2 separate regions of the Homo sapiens genome follow, and region 2 is linked to region 1. A link is an interaction called in ENCODE POLR2A ChIA-PET data of the cell type or tissue named here. Cell type or tissue: A673. All regions are shown on one strand. Region 1 overlaps C5 (complement C5). Region 2 has its middle 4.2 kb from the start of CDK5RAP2.

Region 1 (2,500 bases):
GAAAAGGGCTTATCAGGGACAGAAAGCAGAAACTAAAGACTAGAGCTAGTCTTAAGCATTGAGTCTCTGTGTTTAGTCTTTTTTTAAGCTGGTGTCACACAATTTTAATTACTATATACTGTTTGTTCTCCCTCATTGATATATTTTTTCAGATTTCCTTTAACATTATAGTCCATTTATTTTTCCAAACACTTTTTAGCATTTTTTTTTAACTGAACCCTGTAAAGTATCATAGTTGTATAGCGATTTCAATATATAAATATCAGAAATAGGCCGGGCACAGTGGCTCACGCCTGTAGTCCCAGCATTTTGGGAGTCCAAGGCTGGTGGGTCACTTGAGGTAAGGAGTTCCAGACCAGCCTTGCCAACATGGTAAAACCCCGTCTCTACTAAAAATATAAAAATTGGCCAGGCATGGTGGTGAGTGCTTGTAATCCCAGCTATTCCAGAGGCTGAGGCAGGAGAATCGCTTGAAATCAGGAGGTGGAGGTTGCAGTGAGCTGACATGGCGCCACTGCACTCCAGCCTGGGCAACAGAGTGAGACCCTGTCCCCCCACCCCACAAAAAAAAAATAATAAATATTAGAAGTATTTAATAAAATATCTGAAATAAGCTGAACAGAATTTTTATCTTTTCCCTCTTTAGCTCTGCAGAAATCAGGAAAGCTGCCTAAACCCAAGTTGCCTAAAATGTTAAGGGAAAAAAGTCATATGAGAAGATTGGAAAGAGGCACAGATTTTTGTTTTAACCCAGATTTTCTCTACAGAGATTTATTCCCAGATAAAAGATTGTTCCTATCCTGTGGCCTTGATGTTCACACCTAGGATGAGTAAGGCAAGACTGCTCTGGAAAATTGTTTGCAATAATGTCAGCAGAAGAAGCATCTGTGGTGAAAAAAAAAAAAAAAAGAAAGAGAAGCCAAGGACACAGTGGCTTTTGAGGCTTGATATAATTGCATGAGGCTAAAACCCTTGAAACTTGTAATATCTCTACCCATAGATCATTCACAATGAGCAGGCAAGGAGGAGGTCTGTGTGAAGAAAAAATTGGAGAAACAAGTAAGCATGTGGACGCATGTACATAGATGGATTTTACTTTTTATTGCTCTACTGAAATAACACTCCTCAGTTCATGATACTCAGATGAATTAAAGTGTAAAGGGTATTAATTCTTTGCTTTCCCAGAGGAAATGACACTGATGATAGTGATCATGATCTGTAAGTAAATTTTTTCCCCATTGTTATATCATTGAAATAAAACAAAAATTATTGATACAACGTTAAGATAAGTTGTAAGCATTTAATAAGAACTGCAGTAATCTGTCTTCTTTAGTTGAAAAGAGAATGGTTAACTGGCCACATCCTAAATTTCATAAATACATGTATATGTATTTAGGCCTTGATTAAGTACTCAAATGTTTGCAAAATTCTAGCTTTGAGAAGATTTGGAATATCTCAATTGAAGGAAAAGTAGGGAAGCAGGAGCAATGAGGAATGGGTTTGTTTAGTGATTAATTAGCATTATTATGTTTTCAAATAATGCATGTTAATTATGTAAATGACTTTTTCTTAGGTGTTCTTTGGACTGTTGGCTCAATAATAATATATTATAAATTATTATTGTGATGGATAGACAATGAATAATATATGAGGGAAGTCATGCAATTGTTACTATTTCAAGGCCTTGCATTCAAAATTAATGGAATTATTATTGTTGTGTCTCAGTCATTCAGATTATAGTAGTTGTACTATAATGCTATCAAGAAAGATAGTGATCTAAGAAGTGGATACTTTTTTTTTTTTTTTTTTGACACAGTCTTGCTCTGTCGCCCAGGCTGGAGTGCAGTGGCACGATCTCAGCTCACTGTAACCTCCACCTCTCAGGTTCAAGCGATTCTCCTGCCTCAGCTTCCCAAATAGCTGGGACTATGGGTGCCCACCACCATGCCCAGCTAATTTTTGTATTTTTAGTAGAGGTAGGGTTTCACTATGTTGGCCAGGCTGGTCTCGAACTCCTGACCTCAAATGATCCACCCACCTCGGCCTCCCAAAGTGCTAGGATTACAGGCATGAGCCACTGTGCCTGGCCAGAAGTGGATACTACTGATTTTAGACAATTCACTTTCTGAAAAATAGTGTTTTAAGTTACATACACACTTTAACTTCTAAAGCAAAAGATAACATATAAAATAAAAAATCATTTTGCCTACCATAAATACCCCTAGGATCCAAAGTAACACCAGAATAGCTTTCCCTTTTGACACCTTCTGGCTAAAATAAAGGCAGAAAACATTCAGTTAAAAACATAAGTTTATATAACCTGAATTCCCTGGATCAACTTTTCTGGACCACTTTTCAAACTAAAAAATTATTTTTCTTGGAAAAGGCAAACTATGTATAAATACTTACATGGATATAAGCAGCAATAAGATTTTATGGCTATTTGCATATTGACCAGAGCAAATGCTTAAAAAGAAGTTATTTATAAGCCAGATAATTG
Region 2 (2,500 bases), 410 kb before region 1:
TTCTGCAGGAGGCGCTACTATCTGACTTACAATTGAGAAGACTGAGGCTGCAAAAGGTAAAAACTACTTACTGAAGGTCCTACAGCTGGTAAGTGCCAGAGCTGGAATTGAGACCAGGGCCCTTTGAATTCCAACACCTTGATTGTTTCAGGCAACCTGTCATCCCCATTTGGGTTTCTCTTTTGCTTTAGAATTTAGTACTAAGAGGCAAGGTCTACATCCAGACGACAGTATTTAAGGGTTGTGTTCACCAGACTCTACTCCTTGGGAAACTGCTTCAAAGTGGCTAAGAGGTGAATCTTAGTGTGGGCAGTTTACAGAACTGGAAGTCTGGACACCTGGATTCTGACTCTGGAAACTCCTCCCATTTATCCTGTGACCTGGGGTTCCTTCCCCTTGCTACACTTCGATTTTCATGTGTAAAATGGGGAGGACAATGCTGAGTTCACATGGTTGCCTCATCTAATTGAATACCTTAGACATTATTGAAGATGAAAGAACCTGTGAGGAGTTGGGTTGTTTTTTTAACTTATTTAATTTTTTTTTTGGACACAGGGTCTTGCTTTGTCAACCAGGCTGGAGTACAATAAGAGTGATCATAGCTCACTGCAGCCTCCACCTTCCAGGCTCAGGTGATCCTCCCACCTCAGCCTCCCGAGTAGCTGGGACCACAAGCAGGTGCCACCATGCCGGACTAATTTGTTTATTTTTAGTAGAGATGGGGTCTTGGTATGTTGCCCAGGCTGGTCTCGAACTCTTGGGCTCAAATGATCCTCCCACCTCAGCGTCAGAAAGTACTGGGGTTATAGACATGAGCCATCACGCCCAGCCTAGGATCTCTCATTATGATTAGTCCATTGCCTTGTTCAGCATGACCATGTCCCTGGGTTGCGTGCTAAACCCTTTAGTGAACCTAGAAACTGAAAATAGAATCAATTGCACAAAGGAAAGGCTATTTGGAAGTTGGTTTTCCTGCTACTGTAGTGGTTTCATGTTCAGAGACAGAGGCCTTTGTCCTGTCTCTGTCTCACCATGATCTTTCTGCCAAACCTAGAGGTGACGTCACTACCACCAGCTGTTTGGGCTATCTGGGGCTATCTCCTTGACAACAGCCACCCAACCACAAAGCTGGCATTATTATTTCCTCAGACAAGGTCATATCAAATGGCTGGGAGGAAGTAGCTTGCAGTCAGATGTTTTTCATTTGGGTAGAACCCTCCTGAAGCTTTAACAGATCAAGACATTTGCACTGCCATTACTAACAGCAAAAATAACTTTTTATAGGATCAATATATACGCAATGCTACTACTTTGCACTCTTCCGTTTTATCCTCATGATGCTGTGAAGTGAATTGGGTTGATCGCCCTACTCTACAGAAGAAGAAACTAAAGGCTCAGAGAGGGGAAGAGATTTCCCAAAGGTCACACTTTTTTTTCTTTCCTTCTTTCTTAGTTTTTTATTTAGAAATAATTTCAAACTTAGAAAAAAGTTGCAAAAATAGTACAAAGAATTTCTAAAATATTAACATCTTCCACAACCATAGCACAATTGTCAAAAATAAGAAATTACATTGATACAATATGACTTATTACAGATCTTATTTAAATTTAATCTTTTCCCATTAATTCCCTTTTGCTGGTCCAGGATCCAATCCAATATTCCACACTGCATTTACTTGTTACATCTCCTTACTCTCCTCCAGTCTCTGACAGTTCTGTCTTTCATGGCAATGACACGCTTTGTTTTTGTTTTTGTTTTTGTTTTTGAGACACAGTCTCACTCTGTCACCCAGGCTGGGGTCCAGTGGCACTGCAACCTCCGCCTCCCGGGTTCAAGCAATTCTCCTGCCTCAGCCTCCCAAGTAGCTGGGACTACAGGCGCACACAACCACACCCAGCTAATTTTTGTAATTTTAGTAGAGACAGGGTTTCACCATGTTGGCCAGGATGGTCTCAATCTCTTGACCTCGTGATCTGCCCACCTCGGCCTCCCAAAGTGCTGGGATTACAGGCATGAGCCACTGCGCCTGGCCCAAGCTGCCCTTCTAAACCATGGCCGTGCTGAGATTCAAACCCATGCCTGTCTGGTCCCACAGTTGGCAGTATTTCTGGCAGACACATCTGCCCCCTTGCTCCCAAGACCTCTTACCAACCAACCCTCAACACCAGCAGTCCTTATTAGGACCAGTTCTCAATTAGTACCCACTGCCTTCTCTGAAGAGCAGGGTGATCAAGTCAGTGATGCCTTCTGGGCCCAACATGTAGCCCCAGGCTGTGCACATAGTAGATGCTCAATGCCAGTTTGTCAAATTAACTCCAAGTCCTGACTTTTTCTCAAGATGGAAAGTGGAATGAGAAATACCAAATATCAAAGGAATAGAATATAGATTATTGGACTAGGGATGGTAACACACATCAACATAATATAAGGTTAATACCAATCTCCCAGTTCAACTCTCTGGGCCTATTTTCTTATCTGTATGCTGAGTGCATTACACTA

The links. Peaks named below come from ENCODE experiments on the same cell type or tissue, not always from the same donor. Only the 100,000 strongest peaks of a DNase experiment are listed, where the experiment ranks them.
Region 2: POLR2A ChIA-PET joins it to region 1 with 16 read pairs; 2 of 35 experiments call an interaction of 5 or more read pairs at or near these places.

Annotation. Positions count from the first base shown.
Region 1 is chr9:120,994,030-120,996,529 of GRCh38, forward strand. C5 (complement C5) reads right to left here. Exons shown (of 41, transcript NM_001735.3): 22 at 2,211-2,271. Among named protein-coding and RNA genes, the nearest start is that of C5-OT1, 42 kb to the left of the region's middle. In A673, no CTCF peak of the experiment used is centred here; no DNase peak of the experiment used is centred here.
Region 2 is chr9:120,583,151-120,585,650 of GRCh38, forward strand. No RefSeq gene overlaps it. Among named protein-coding and RNA genes, the nearest start is that of CDK5RAP2, 4.2 kb to the left of the region's middle. In A673, no CTCF peak of the experiment used is centred here; a DNase peak (open chromatin) is centred at 1,101.